5 separate regions of the Homo sapiens genome follow, and regions 1, 3, 4 and 5 are each linked to region 2. Evidence: chromatin contacts called from ENCODE Hi-C or POLR2A ChIA-PET data. All regions are on one chromosome and are shown on one strand. The core of a region is the stretch at or near the end of the contact, and the rest is flanking DNA. Distances in the headings are between cores, read along the strand shown. Region 1 holds the start of YPEL5 (yippee like 5). Region 2 holds the start of RASGRP3 (RAS guanyl releasing protein 3). Region 3 has its middle 8.8 kb from the start of LINC01936. Region 4 holds the start of STRN (striatin). Region 5 holds the start of GPATCH11 (G-patch domain containing 11).

Evidence for each region. Hi-C counts contacts between places; a loop is a spot of excess contacts on that map. ChIA-PET counts read pairs that join two places held with the same protein, here RNA polymerase II (POLR2A). Pooled maps may share reads with other maps.
Region 1: a map of CD8-positive, alpha-beta T cell shows a loop between it and region 2 (24-fold over the local background). The contact joins the promoter of YPEL5 here to the promoter of RASGRP3 in region 2. A Hi-C loop is called at or near these places in 2 of 168 maps with a recorded cell type or tissue (B cell and CD8-positive, alpha-beta T cell), 5 of 37 single-sample maps with no recorded cell type and 14 of 50 pooled maps. POLR2A ChIA-PET finds 5 or more read pairs at or near these places in 1 of 52 experiments (CD4-positive, alpha-beta T cell).
Region 3: a loop to region 2 is called in a pooled map, with 5 times the contacts of the local background. The contact joins the enhancer-like site here to the promoter of RASGRP3 in region 2. A Hi-C loop is called at or near these places in 2 of 37 single-sample maps with no recorded cell type and 2 of 50 pooled maps.
Region 4: a loop to region 2 is called in a map of naive thymus-derived CD4-positive, alpha-beta T cell, with 13 times the contacts of the local background. The contact joins the promoter of STRN here to the promoter of RASGRP3 in region 2. A Hi-C loop is called at or near these places in 1 of 168 maps with a recorded cell type or tissue (naive thymus-derived CD4-positive, alpha-beta T cell), 1 of 37 single-sample maps with no recorded cell type and 11 of 50 pooled maps.
Region 5: a loop to region 2 is called in a pooled map, with 14 times the contacts of the local background. The contact joins the promoter of GPATCH11 here to the promoter of RASGRP3 in region 2. A Hi-C loop is called at or near these places in 2 of 37 single-sample maps with no recorded cell type and 7 of 50 pooled maps.

The regions. Positions count from the first base shown.
Region 1 is chr2:30,145,720-30,148,419 of GRCh38, reverse strand. It overlaps YPEL5 (yippee like 5), which reads right to left and starts at 1,413. Exons shown (of 3, transcript NM_016061.3): 1 at 1,358-1,413. RefSeq lists silencers at 300-739, 1,030-1,199, 1,230-1,809.
Region 2 is chr2:33,475,399-33,478,098 of GRCh38, reverse strand. It overlaps RASGRP3 (RAS guanyl releasing protein 3), which reads right to left and starts at 1,450. Exons shown (of 18, transcript NM_001139488.2): 1 at 1,392-1,450. RefSeq lists an enhancer at 1,795-2,114.
Region 3 is chr2:30,336,425-30,339,249 of GRCh38, reverse strand. No RefSeq gene overlaps it. Among named protein-coding and RNA genes, the nearest start is that of LINC01936, 8.8 kb to the left of the region's middle. RefSeq lists enhancers at 1,191-1,430, 1,811-2,000. Within about 2 kb of position 1,514, at least 9 of the 41 ENCODE cell types and tissues checked have a DNase peak (open chromatin) inside an H3K27ac peak, as active enhancers do.
Region 4 is chr2:36,965,273-36,967,972 of GRCh38, reverse strand. It overlaps STRN (striatin), which reads left to right and starts at 1,437. Exons shown (of 18, transcript NM_003162.4): 1 at 1,437-1,743. The coding sequence starts at 1,510. RefSeq lists a silencer at 947-1,756.
Region 5 is chr2:37,082,983-37,085,848 of GRCh38, reverse strand. It overlaps GPATCH11 (G-patch domain containing 11), which reads right to left and starts at 1,331. Exons shown (of 9, transcript NM_174931.4): 1 at 1,279-1,331. It overlaps HEATR5B (HEAT repeat containing 5B), which reads left to right and starts at 1,477. Exons shown (of 36, transcript NM_019024.3): 1 at 1,477-1,580; 2 at 2,413-2,560. The coding sequence starts at 2,435. RefSeq lists enhancers at 1,240-1,399, 1,870-1,969.

The DNA.
Region 1 (2,700 bases), core at 164-2,663, 3.3 Mb after region 2:
AGCTGCGACGCTCTATATGTGGCTATGCAAAGTTAGCTAATATCCTACTCCTCCCAGTTTCTTCACCACCAAGTCTACTAATTTTCCAAAAACACAAGGTTAGCCCGAAGTTACTTCAGGTTTTCCATCTGTCAAGACGACGTAGAATAAAAATCCTCAGATTACCAACAGATCTCTGTAAACAGAAAAAGTTTAAAAATAAATGAGCTGTACAGCTTCCCAGACTCTCCCTTGAAAGGGAGATTAGTTGGTATCAGGATTAAACAGATCTTTGTAGTATTTCAATTTCCCACTCCCGCTGATCCGGACACTCATTTGTCCCATCTACCTGCAGAGAAGGTACAGGAAAGGGGTTGCAAGGGCACGCCCACCCTCCCGACTGCAAGCGGAGGGAAGGCCGCAGCCCGAAGCTGGCGGAGCTGGGCCGGCCCGGGCGACCCCCGGGTGGGCTCACCCGGCAGCCGCAGTGGGGCCCGCGAGCGCCCCCGCCGGCCCAGCTGATGGAGGCCACGTGACGCCAGCCGGCCAATCGGGAGGGACCGGGGCGGCAGAGCGCGGCGGCGGCGGTGGCGGCGGGGCCTCCCTCGGCACAACAAACACGAGCAGGAAACAGCTGAGCGGGTGGCCGGGGGGCTCTCTTGGTCCCGACACCCGGCGGGCTGCCCAACCGTCACCCTGCGCTGTCAGTCCCGGGTCCTCTGGGCAGGAGGGCGGGGGAGGCGGACGTTCATGGGGGGGAGGGGGCAAAGGGAGACACCGCCCCAGCCCGGTGGCTGGGCCGCTTGGGCCGGGCGTGGGCCCTGCTCAGGACGGTTCACGCCGTGCGGTCATCGCGGCCCAAACAACTCGGTCAAGTTCCGACTTGGATTCGGGGCGGAGACCGGGCGCGCCCCCGACTATGCGACGGGTGGGGGCGGGGCAGCCGCGGCGCGGCGCGGCGGGTTGGGGGTCGCGGCCAGACCGTCCGCCCAGGGGGCGCCGTGGGCCTCGGCGGCGGGCCTCGGAGGACGCGACGGGGAAACGGGGCGGAGGCGCGGGCGCCGCGCGGAGGGGTTGCGGCTGTTGTCGCACCGGTCGCCCGGCTGCGCGGCGGGGGCGGGCCGACGGCGGCCGCCGCGCCAGGCCTCACAAAGAGCAAACAGCCCCGCGCGTCCGCCCGCGGTCCCAGCGCCGGGGCCCACCCTGAAGGATCTGGGGCGGCCGCTCTGGGACCCCGGGAAGAGCGCGGCGAGGAAGAGGCACTTCCTGCCTGGGCCCCCCACCCTGGGCCGATTCCCGAGTGCCTCGAAGCCGCCCGACCCGAACGGGCGCCTCAGTCCCCACCGGCCCCGAGTCCAGCCCCTCCCGCGGGACTCACCCTGAGCGGCGGTGAGATCCGCGGCTGCCAGCGGCTTGTCGCTCTTCAGCTGGTATGAAGCCCCTCGGCCACCCGAGTCTCCAGGTTTAGTCAGGCCCTGGCCTTGGCCCCGCCTCTCCCTGGTTGGGCCTCAACGTCAGTCACCCGGCGTGGCTCCGCCCCCCCGCAGTCAGCTCTCCCGGTTGGCCCAGAACGCCCTTTATTTCTAGGCCCCGCCCCTGTCCTCGGCCTCCTGCCTTTTTCGCGGGGCCCCGCCCCTTCTCTGGCTCACCCTCCCCCACTCCCGCACCCCTCCGCTTCGCGGCCCACCCCTCTCAGAAGCCGCAGACCCAGGGCAGGCTTGCGACAGCTCGCCCCGCCCCTGACCCAGCACCTCGGACTCGTACAGCCAATCAAAGAGGCTAACTCTGCCCCTTCTCTCGAGGCGGCCAATGTAGTCAGTCTGGGGACCCACCTCCCCCTTTCAGCTGAGCGCACACAACACAGCATCCACGTGAGTCAGCTTCTTAAAGGCGAAGGCTTGGCCTGTCTAATTGCGGCAGCTGCGAGACATCGCACGTCATTAGCGTCACCAGGTAGCGGCTGGAGCCGAGCTTCCTGATACCTAGTGAGCCGCGGTGATGACAAATGAAAACAATAAGCTGTTTCCTAGACAAACAGCTGCCTAGGTAACTAAAGTGCACCGTGTAATTCGTTTCTTGGAGGCCGTTTCCCCGACCACCCCTGGTAGAGGGCTGCCTTTTGCTTTCAAACCCCTAGCCCTCGAGTCTAAGCGCATAGGCACTCCTAAGAAACATCTGTGGATACAGGATTTTTCAACTGCGCTTGACTTTATTTACAACTCATTTGAATGTTTTTTCTGGGTAGTGGAAATGATTCTCAAAAAGATGAAGAAATTCAGTCTTCTATATGGCGAATTTCTGCCTCAGAGAGTGAGATTTGTTCATTGCAAAGAGCAGCTGTTCCCTTAACCCTTATCAATGCTTAAGATGGAAGATGTTGCTTCTCATTCCATTAGAGTTGCCCAGGTACTTACATCTCTGTTAGCTGACTTTCGGGATAAAACCAAAATATTTGATGACGCATACCTCTCAGATTAAAAATGTAGGTTAGCATTTGGGGCTAGTTTGCAACATGTTTAAAGTCATTATTGGTGGAAGAGAAGCTGCTAAGCAAATTCTAGCACTTGACTCCCGCTCATCCCCAAATCCACAAGTATTTTCATTTAGTTCGTCTGAAGTTTACCTGAGCATCAAAGGCAAAAGGACTAGTTATCTTTTAATAAGTGAGTTTTCCAGGAGATAAGTTTTTTTGTTTGTTTGTTTCAGACGGAGTCTTGCTCT
Region 2 (2,700 bases), core at 201-2,700:
GTGCCGTGCCCTGGGTCATTTTTAATCCATTCTCCACAAACAACAAAGGATGGTAAGGGTGGGGAGAGAACAGTGTTCCCTCATGGCAGGGGGCAGAGGGCGAAAGAAAACCGTATAGCTTGAGCCTGTATGAGAATCCATTTGTCACACGAGGAAACAAGCGCACTCCAGGTTGTCCTAGGCTTATCACAAGCAAAACAACTATTTGGTGAGACTTCAAATAAAAACAGCCCCTCTCTGCCCACCCTCCTCAAGATCCACGCGATCTCCAGAAACAGGAACCTGTTTGGTTATCTCCCTGCAGCCTCTGATTCAAAGACCTGTCACTTTCAGAGCTTTACGTCATCAGTTTAGAGCTCTGCCCTCTCTCTTTTCCCCTTTTGCCTTTCCTCTGAAGCATTCTGTCTGGTGACTACCAAGGAAGGACAAAAGTCACCGAACAACAGCTCAGTTCCAGCATGGTGCCTGCTTTGCTGCTCGCCCAAGCGCAAGCACCATTACTGCTGAATGAACCTGAGAAGGAGCCGGTTCTCTCCGTAATTTGGATGCCAGGCCTCCCAGAGTTAATCATCAGCTGCAGGCAGCACTTTCCCAGTCAGGTCATAAACAAGGAAAAAACAGCCTGAGTATCACGAAAACACTAAAATAAGGAAGACCAGCGGCAACCGAACATTTTAAAGTAATGAAGGTGAAGGAAGACCAGGGGCAACTGAACATTTTAAAGTAATGAAGGTGAATTAGCTTGTTGGGGGGAAAAAAAGTCGCTATAAAATACAGCTTTCAATTAGTTGGAAACCATGCAAGAAATCTAAATATGATTTCTAATGTGAATCTAAATATTATTTTGTCAGTCTTCTATATTGCAGACAGTTCTACACAGTTAAATGAGATATTCTCAAAAATTGAATAGGAAAAATCAAATCAGCCATACAATAAATTCACAAGTTACTTTAAACAACTACGTTTTCAGGTTTCAGTGGTAGAAACAGATTAAAATCAAATCTAGTCATCAACTCACTTCAATGAAGTCTCTACTTCATAACCTGAACTTGACTTTGAACCTAAACACCATGGACTAGAAAAATCTTGAACACTGGGAAACAAACTTTCTGTTTCCTAGACAGGAATGAAGCCATATGCCCCATTCATCCTCAAAGTTACAAGACACGTTGCCGAAAATAACAGGTTCTAAAAAAGGGCTGTGAAAACACCAATGGCTGTTAACAGGTACAAATAAAATATCTCCTTCTATCGTGCCAGAGGGAAACCAAAATCAAAATCAAAAGTTGTTGGTGGCTTGCAACACACACACACACACACACACACACACACACACACACGGAGAGGGAATGAAAGAGAGAGAGAGAGAGGAAAGTTCTCCAGTTACTTACTAGGGTGGTTTTGTCGTGGTATTTTTCACATCAGCACTCTGCCTGTCCAGCTGCCAAGTGCCGGAGCACGCCGAGAGCAGCTGTTTCCTTCAAGCTGGGGCTCTGAGTCTTAACCAGTCACATGTACCTCCTGATAAATACCGCCCGCCACCGTGCCAGGAGGTCAGAAACTGAAGATCATTCTTCTCCTCACTCGCAAACCACCTCATAACCCCTGAGTTGGCTCAGCCATCTCATGAGCATGCAGAGCGGGATATTCCACAATTTGTTTTCCTTTAGTGACAAAAGCCAAACAGCTGATAAGTCACACTGAAGGGCAGGTCACTGCAAGTGGAAAGTTAAATGTGTTTGCGTGTGTGTGTGCGCAGAGGGGGAGACTGGCAGGCTCCATGCTCTCTCATCTCACTCAAGTTTCACTGGGGCTCTCGAACGGCAAGAGAGAGGATCACCAACTCGCACAGCAGGTGGAAGTTGCTCTGTGTTAACCCCGGAGTACAACTGTTTGGTTTCGTTTTCTCAGAATCTCAGGCTCCAGTTTGTTAGACGAGCCACAAGCCTGACTAGGTGGCTGGTGCTGGGGAAGGCAGACCCTCACTCACCATCTAAGAATGCTTAGGTTGGACTTCAAAGGCCGGGGCTGCTAAGCCAAGGGACGCTGAGGGGCAAATATGGGAGGGGTTAATGAAGACTATCAAAGGCAGCTTTATCTGAAGAGCTCTTGGAAGTGATTTCAGGTAGCTTTAGACCAAACTTCCGCATTGTTATCTGTTGAATTGCATCGAGCAGCTGAGATTATCAGCCGGCGAGTGTGAATGCAAACAGAAATTATCACCAAGTTGACAACGCGCTTTACAGACGCACTACTGCCCCCTTTGGTGTGCTGGGAACTTGGAGCAAACTGCCGTTTTCTGTGCTGCTCGCAAACGTGGCAAACCATCCCTGATGTTTTGTTGAATTCATATGTCTCACCTGAGCTGATGTTCCCACCCTTCCCTTTTCATCCTCCCTTCCAAGGAAAGCCCTTGAAGTATCTGACTTTACGTAGTGTCTGACCTTGGATGTCTGACTTCTTGGTATAGTAAGGGTGACACTTCCCCGAATCAGTGTCTGAGCCTGCCCTTCAGGTAGAGATATGACATAGAGGCAGCCTATTTGGCAAAGTGAACATCCAGAAAAGATGGTTGAAGTCCCCCAGGGGATTTCTGAACCATAATGTGCCTGTTAAACTATTAACCCTGATTTTTAACACATAATATCTTACTCAGTGTAAGAGCCTGTGTGAGTAATCTTTTATATTTAGGCTTTGTCT
Region 3 (2,825 bases), core at 265-2,764, 3.1 Mb after region 2:
AGTCTATCCCCTGACCTAGCCCCTCTGTTTCCTATCTTCTACAGTTCAGTAAATTCACCCACTTGCTTAAGCCAGAATCCTGAAGGCCATATTTGAGGACTGGCTCTTCCTCTGCCACATGTGATCATCAGCAAGTCCTATGGATGTAATCTCCAAATTGGATCTTCAAGCCATCTGCCTTTCTCTATCTCCACCAGATAGCGGGTCACCAGCATCTCTCCCATGGCTATTACAGTAGATTCCAAGAGGGTCTTCCTGCCTCCTCCCTTTCCTCTCTCCAGTTCTTTCTTTACACAGTAACCAGAGTAATCTTTCACAGTATAAATCAAGTCATGTCTCTTGGCTGCTTTAAAACCCTGCAGTGGCTTTTTACAATAAATCCGAAGTCTTTTCCATGTTCTACAAAGCCTTCCATGACCTCACTCCTGTCTTTTCCACCTCACCTTGAAACCCTCCCCTTCCTCCCTGGCCCGGCTAGCCAGCCTCATTCTTTCCTAACACACAATGCATGCTTTATTGTTTCAGGGCAGGAATTGGCAGAATACTTCCTGCTTCTGTTTTATAAATAAAGTTTTATTGGAACACAGGCATGACAGAGATTGATGGACCATGAAGCCAAAGGTATTTACTATCTGGCCCTGCACCGAATGTTTGCTGAACCCTCTTTTGGGGCCTTTGGCCTTGCCTCTGGCTCTTTTTCCAGTTTGTAGCCCAGTTGATTCCTTGACTTTCAGCTCTCAGCTTACATGTTACCCCTTCAAATGGATCATCCTTGACAACATTGCTTCAGTGGAAGTCCCTCTCTCCAACCCAAAAACACCCTTATTCTCCATCACACACTCTGCTTCTGACCTTTGTAGCATTTTCTCAATTTTAGATTACATATATATTTATTACTTTACCTGTTTACTGTCCATATCCTTCCCTGACAACTCTAAGCTCCACGAGGGTAAGGACTGTGGCTGTTTTGTTCAGTATTGCACTCCTTGCACCTCCAAGTGCCTTCTCTTGCTAATAAACCACCGGAATTCCTGCATCCAGTTGAGGCTTGATCCCTTCAGAGCGGCTCCTACTCTCCCAACCACTCCGCTAGTCTGTATACTGATCCAGCAATTCTCCGCTACTGAGGTGAGGTTGGGCACAGGTGATGCTTCCAGAGAGCAGTTGAGTGTGGAGTCTGAGCCACAGGGTTGCATTTCCTAACAATTCTCAGCCATCTGAGGAGTTGTGACACCACCTCACTGTGTGTTTGATTTTTAAAAAATGATGTTACAGGCCGGGTGTGGTGGCTGACGCCTGTAATCCCAGAATTTTGGGAGGCCGAGGTGGATGAATCACCTGAAGTCAAGAGTTTGAGACCAGCCTGGCCAACTTGGTGAAACCCTGTCTCTACTAAAAATACAAAAATTAGCTGGGCGTGGTGGTGCCTGCCTGTAATCCCAGCTACTCGGAAGACTAAGACAGGAGAATCACTTGAACCGGGAGCCGGAAGTCGCGGTGAGGCAAGATCGCACCACTGCACTCTCCAGCATGGGTGACAGAGTGAGACTCTGACTCAAAAACAAAACAAAACAAAAAAGATGTTACAATTCCCTCACTGTTCCACACATTCTAGAAAATAAAAACTGAGCACAGGGTAGCATGCATTTATCTTTCATTAAAACAACCTGAGAGTTACTTTGGGGAGCAGTAATTCTGGAGGGCTGCCGGGAGGAGGTCCCTCAGCAGCACTTGTAGTTGCCTCCTCTGCAGCCACCTTGAGCCTGTGCCACCTTCCAGGGTCCTGATTCCTTGCTAACTTCCCCAGAGCACGGGCTGGACAGGTGCAGTTGGGGCTGGGAGGCCAGGCAAGCAGCTGCAGCTCAGGGGCACTGAGGGCGCGGGCCTGGAGACCGTTCTTGGGGAACAGGCCGAAAGAAACCAGGGACATGTAAACACATCAGACTGAGACTCAGGCCCCAGAACCATTGCTTTCAGATGTACACAGGCAGTCATGGGGAGGAGATGCAGAACAGGAAGTGGTTTAGAAAGCCACTCTCTCAGCTTTACAGATGAGAAAACTACATCTAGAGAAGGGACCTACCGGGTTAAAATTAGAACGGACAAGAACACAGGTCTCTCACCATTCTCCTAGTGTGTTCTTCTAGGCTGAATCACCCAGGCTGTCCTAAGCTTCTAAGGTGTCCTCCCGGACAGTATCTAGAATGGCTGGGCACAGCTAGGATTTCTCTGGAAAGCTTCATGGAGGGGGCTTGGAAGAGCACTGGACTTGGCCTTGGGTGAAGCTAGGTTTGAACCCTGTCCTCTCAATAGCTGCAAGTCCAGGACTAATGTCCCAAACTGCTTTGAGCCTCAGTTTCACAACCGTAAACTGTGGTAAGAGTCTCTGAATTGCTGGACAGTTTTGAAGATTCAATGAAGTAAGACCCGAGTGTGCCTCAGGAGTTCCAGATACATAGCAGGCATGCAGACATTCAGTCAATATTAGTTGGATTTTGAGTAGCCAAGCTAGCAGAGGAGGGGCCGGAGCAGGAAACCGTGTATCCATGGGGTATGGTGTCTTCTATAGTAATTCCAAATGAGTTCATCAAAGGAAGAGTCCACGACAAATGGCCCTTTTCCATCCCCTCAATCCCAACCTCCCAGAATACCATGTTTCGGGTACTACAAGGATGACGGTTGCATCTCTCCAATGTCTTCAGAGGAATCAGGGTTTATACTCATAACATCTTACATCCTGGGACATAGGTTTCAGTATGACCTATGCTATTGTCTTTGGATACCTGCTTACCAAAGGCATTCCACCCTCTCTAGGCCATTTGATA
Region 4 (2,700 bases), core at 188-2,687, 3.5 Mb before region 2:
ATGTCTTTCCCTGACATGTCACTCAGCAGCCTAGATCTTTACATTTTTTCATGGCCATCAAGTCTGATAACCCACAAGTACGTCCTACAAAACGTAAGAATTTCAGATAACTTGTTAGGGTGACAAAATAAGTGCTTAATTTCATTTGCATTTGTTAAATTGTTTTCAGGGGCCTTCCTTTTTGCCACTGTTGTAGTGTGAATTTATAGTGACATATTGTCAGACTTCGGAGAAGGCAAATATTTACAGAGAGTAACTTGAAAGGACTTTGGTGTACCTTTGGTAGGCGGATGCTGTTGCCAGTTGGCAGGTGAATCGTGAAAGAAACTGGGAACAGGACAAGTGAAAACGGAGAGGGGCCAGGATATCTAAGACCGCGCTAGGGAGCAGAAAGGGAACTTGCTTTTTCAAGGTGGTGTAGCTTTTAAATTAAGCCTTTGTGATATTTGATTATACGCCAATCTTTGATGACAGAAACGATGTCATTTATCTTAATATTCCCAGCGCAAGAGAAAACCGATAATCAAAATATTTGTTCAATTAAGTAGAGTAAAAATCAGCGGGAATAAGATAGGAAAAATGAGACCGAAATAACAGAACATCTATTATTGGATGCTAAAACTTTTACAGGATTTACTGCAGGAGGACTGCAAAGGGAAAGAAACTTCAACGGAGCAGTTTTTCAGATGGGCTGTCAACAAACCACAATTTGGAAGCAGCAGCAGAAAGCTGCGGCGTTGTCTTAGAAAGGTGATCGGCGTTCCTTAGAAATGAAAACTGGTCAGGTAACAGGTTTGAGCCCCTCGAGTCAAAAGAGAAAGGCAAGAGCGACAGCGACCCGCAGATTGGCAGAATGGAGGAGCGTCTAGGGTGAGAGAAACTCCGAACACGAAGCCGAAGCGAGAGCACGCAGGGCAGCTGGCGGGAGAACCCCGGTCCCGCGGCCGCACCGGGTAGCTCGCTTTGAGCCTGTTCCTTCACAGAACGGCCAGGAAGCCTTAAAAGATGTGCAGCTCGGGCAGGTATCTTGGCGTGACAACTTCCGTGTGTGTGTGTGTGTGTGTGTGTGTGTGTTTTTGAATGCAACAGGGTGCGCCGCCCGCGAACTTCCGCGTGCGAGGAAGACTGGAGACCCGCCCGCCCGCGCCCAGCCGGCCCCAGAGGAAACCCGCTCTCCCCGCCCAGCCGGCCCCCTACGCGGCGAGCCGGGGCGGGGCGGGCCCGAGGCCACGCCCAAGCTGAGGCACAGCCCTACAGGCCGCCCGGGCCGCGCTAGCCCGCGCCCCGCCCCGCGACTACATTTCCCGGCAAGCCCCGGGCCGCCAGCGCGCCGCAGTTGACCCATTTCCCGGCCCGTCACGGGCTCGGCCGGCCCCCGCGCCCAGGAGGCTGCTCCCTGCTGACTGGGGTGTGGGCGGGAGCGGCGGAGGGAGGAGGAGGCGCTGCTTGCCGCCGCTGTTGCCTCCGCTGCTGGGCGCCGGGGCAGCTCCCCGGGTATCTGCGGCCGCCATGGACGAGCAGGCGGGTCCCGGCGTCTTCTTCAGCAACAACCACCCGGGCGCCGGCGGTGCCAAGGGGCTCGGGCCTCTGGCGGAGGCTGCCGCGGCCGGCGACGGGGCGGCTGCGGCGGGGGCGGCCCGAGCCCAGTACAGTCTCCCGGGGATCCTGCACTTCCTGCAGCACGAGTGGGCCCGCTTCGAGGTGGAGAGAGCCCAGTGGGAGGTGGAGCGGGCGGAGCTGCAGGTAAAGACCCTCCCGGCCTGGCCGTCTTCATCCCGCCTCTTTGCTCCCTTCCGCCCCGCCCCGGACCCTTCTCCCCCTCCCCCAGCCTTCTCGCGTCCCCTCCCCCTTTGCTGCCGCCCATCCCACCCGGAGCCCCGTCCCCTTCTTCTCTTCGCCTTTTGCCTTTCGCTGACCCCACCTCGACCCTGTTCTCACTCCCGCTCCTGGTGCGTTGTTTACCCTCCCCACGCCTGTTCGTCCGCCCCATCCCACTCTTAACTCCCAGACTCATTTCAACTCTCTGGCCATCCTGCATCTCAGGGCTGCCCTCTCGGTTTACTAATTGGGCTGGCAGTAGTTTTGAGAGACGCGGAGCAAATCGTCCGCTGCCCTGGTGTGCCCCTTCCTAGGTCTAGAGACAGTCTCCGCAGAACGTGCCGGCTTTGGCCCCTCTCTTCAAGGAAGGTGATCAAGAAGACAACAGAAGTTGTGTCAGGCCTTGAGTCGAGGCGAGAAGTTGACGTTGGGCAAAAGTGTTATTCATATATCAGATCCCTTTTTTTATATATGTAAATGTCTGTTCTCCACTTTCTTCCGACCCCCCGGCCCCCTCCCACGTTTCTTTTAGGTATTTCCAATTAATGCATTTTGAATGAAGGACCTAGATGATCGCAGTCAGAGAGAATGGTTAAGAGGTGGTTCCTGTTCTCAGAATCTGAAACTTCCCAAGGGTTAATTTTATGTTCAGTGTTTTGGGAGATTTTCTTGTGCTTTAAAAGGAACTAAAGGGACTTTGAAGTTAGTTACATTGCCTTGCATAATCTGCAAGATAAAGTATATCCAGGGAGGAGATAACTGTGGGCTCTGAAAAGAATGAAAGTGAGGCTGATACTTTACAAGCCATTCAGAATTGGTGAATAGGTTTTCAGTGGTTGTTCTTAAAACTTCCAGGGCATACACACCAATTTCAAAAGGAAC
Region 5 (2,866 bases), core at 82-2,581, 3.6 Mb before region 2:
ATCTTCACTGCAACTTCTTAAGAAAGTCCATGCTAAACTAAGCTAAGCTGCTAACAAATTCCTGACCCATAGAAACTGTGAGATAACAAATGATTACAGTTATCTTAAGCTGCTACATTTGGGGATAATTTGTTATGTAGCAAAAGTTATCAGGAAGTAGAACCTTATCAGGCACCTGGGAGCCCTCTTTGTCCCCTATCCAGTTGCAACTCTCTTTTGGTTCTAAGAATAGTCACTATTCTGTTTTTTATGGCAATCATTTCCTTCATTTTCTCGATAGTTTTGTCATCCACGTGTGCATCTTTAAACATTACAGTTTAGTTTACCTATTTTTATTATAAGTTAAAAACGTGCACTATTATATACAGCATTTATGGTAATTCACCCGCTTCCTCTAAACCTCAGATTCTTCATTGGTAATAACAGCATTTTTACACATAATGGTTTAACACTTACCCAGTATATCACACATTTTTATCACATTTAACCACCACTAACAACTCTACAAGGTAGGAAGAGTTTTTCCTGTTGGAGAAATTAAGGTTCAGTATGGCTAAATGACTATTTCAAAACCACAAAGAATCCGGGTCATAGTGCCTTGCAAATAGGATTACATTGTTTTTAAGAGACCTACTTAACTTTAAAGTGCCAGGCACATCTGAATGGGGTTACAGGTTGCTTTTAAAGCTCTCTTTCTATTGGTAAAATATACTTTAGCATTATCCATTTCCATCAAAGATAAGCATAAACTTCACAAGGCGATACCCTGGCAGAGATGATGGAGGCTCGTACCAGAGTGATAGCAATGCAAGTGGTCGCATTTGGGGTACACTTGAAGGTAGAGCTTACAGGATTTGCTGATGTTGTAGGTAGTACGTAAAGAACGATGTCAAGATAACGCTAAGTTTTTGGCCTGAATACATGGAAGAACGGAGTTAACGTTTTTTGAGAGTGGGAAGACTGTAGGAGTAGGTTTGTTTTTGTTTTTTTAGGGGGCGTAGTCGGGAAACAGACATATTGAGAGTCCCATTACATATACAAGTGGAGAAATGGACCTACAGTATAAATGTGACAAGAAACGTCCCACTCTCAATACTACGCTCAGGAACCGCTGATCCCTTCCCTCACGCGTTCCTCCTGGCTGCAAGCGTCCCACAGACGCAACCACCCACGGATGGAAAAGTGGCTGACGGTGTGATACGGTAGTCATGGCCAGCGCACTCTGCCTTTTATCATTCTACCGGTTGTCCCCAGACCCTTACCTGACAGCTCTCTTACCTGACAGCTCTCTGCTCGCCCCGGTTCAGCGCCGTAGAGCGCGCGCTGCGCATGCGCCCACCGACCAGCGTCGGACTTCCGGACCTCGGCTCCCACCAGTTTCCTAGTGCAGACTCTATTGGAAATTCGCGGCGGGTGGGGATAGGAGGACGTGGTGACTGCGCTTGCGCAAGACCAGCCCTCCGCGCAAGCGCTCTTCCCTTGTTTCCTGCAGGTAGGAGTGCGGGAGGTGGGGCATCCGGGTCTCTTGGTGGCTGCTTCTACCCCCGGAGCTCAGCTGATCTTCCCTTCCAGACTACGAGGTGAGGTCGCCGAAGCATGCATGTTGACACGCACGGACTCCTGTCCGACGTACATTTTCAGACGGGTGGGGAAGACATTTGAGTTCGTAATGAACATTTTCCCTTTTCTGGCTCCGTGCTTAGTTCCGAGCTGCCGCCTCGTGCTATTGACAGCCTGCGGAACCCCACGGAGGCTTGCGGCGGCCTCTTGGTGTTTCCCCGGGTCCGCCGCTTGCGGTTCTTGGAGTAGCCAGGTGAAGCCAGACCCCGAGCGCGCGAGGCTTCTCGGGTGCATTCCGGACCGCCTGGTGTTGTCACTGACGCTTCGGCCGCCGGGCCTGGCCGCCCCACCCATCCGCGTAGGAAGAGTCTTGGAGACCTGCAGTTCGGGATGTCTGTGCTGGGTGTTTTGACCTCAGTCCCTCTGGCCAGGTGCAGCGCGGGAGGGTAAAGGTGCTATGTACCGAACCCTGGACGAGAAAAAGAGGAGGATGGTTGTCAAGCCCGGCTGGGGTGTTTGATCTTAGTGCTTCAGTTTTTTCATTTATAGAACGGGTAAATGACATATGTGTTGCTGGACATATTTCTTCTGGAATAATGCCTTTTTTGGCAATAATTTCTTTTAATTTTCTTTTCACTCCATGAGTCACTCTTCCTTACCAAGTAGTTTTCTTCTGTTTTTGTTTGTATTTTTGTCATTTAAAAGTATGTTCTCAGGTTTTGCCTCAAAGAAGTTGAGTTTTTCCCCAAATGAAATGAGTAGTCCTACTTTTCTTAGTGAGTATATTCCATTAAGCTTGACTTTTAACATTAAAAAATACTTACAAGTATTTTTTACTCTGTTAAATTTAAGGTGTGAATTTCAAACTTCCGTAATGGAGTTAGCCCACAGTTTATTGCTAAATGAAGAAGCTTTGGCTCAAATCACCGAAGCAAAAAGACCAGTTTTCATCTTTGAATGGTTGCGATTTCTTGATAAAGTCTTGGTTGCTGCCAACAAGGTATGGTATTGCTCTTTTTTCCCAGTTGCATTAACGTGAAGAGATTATGTGGTCATGATTCTTAAGAAAACACATGTTATGTTTTGGAAGGTTTATGGGTCACTTATGGAACTTGAGAGTATTACACGAATGGGAAATTTAGTGGCAAAACTCAAACCTCGTTTAAATCCAGCTCATTGCCTATCTTCTTTATGTTTGTACCTGGGCAGCTCATTGTAACTGGAGAAAAACATGGCTATATGACTGGTGTCACTTTAAATTTATCATCGTCACCCGTTGCAAGTGATCTCTCTATGCTGCCTAACA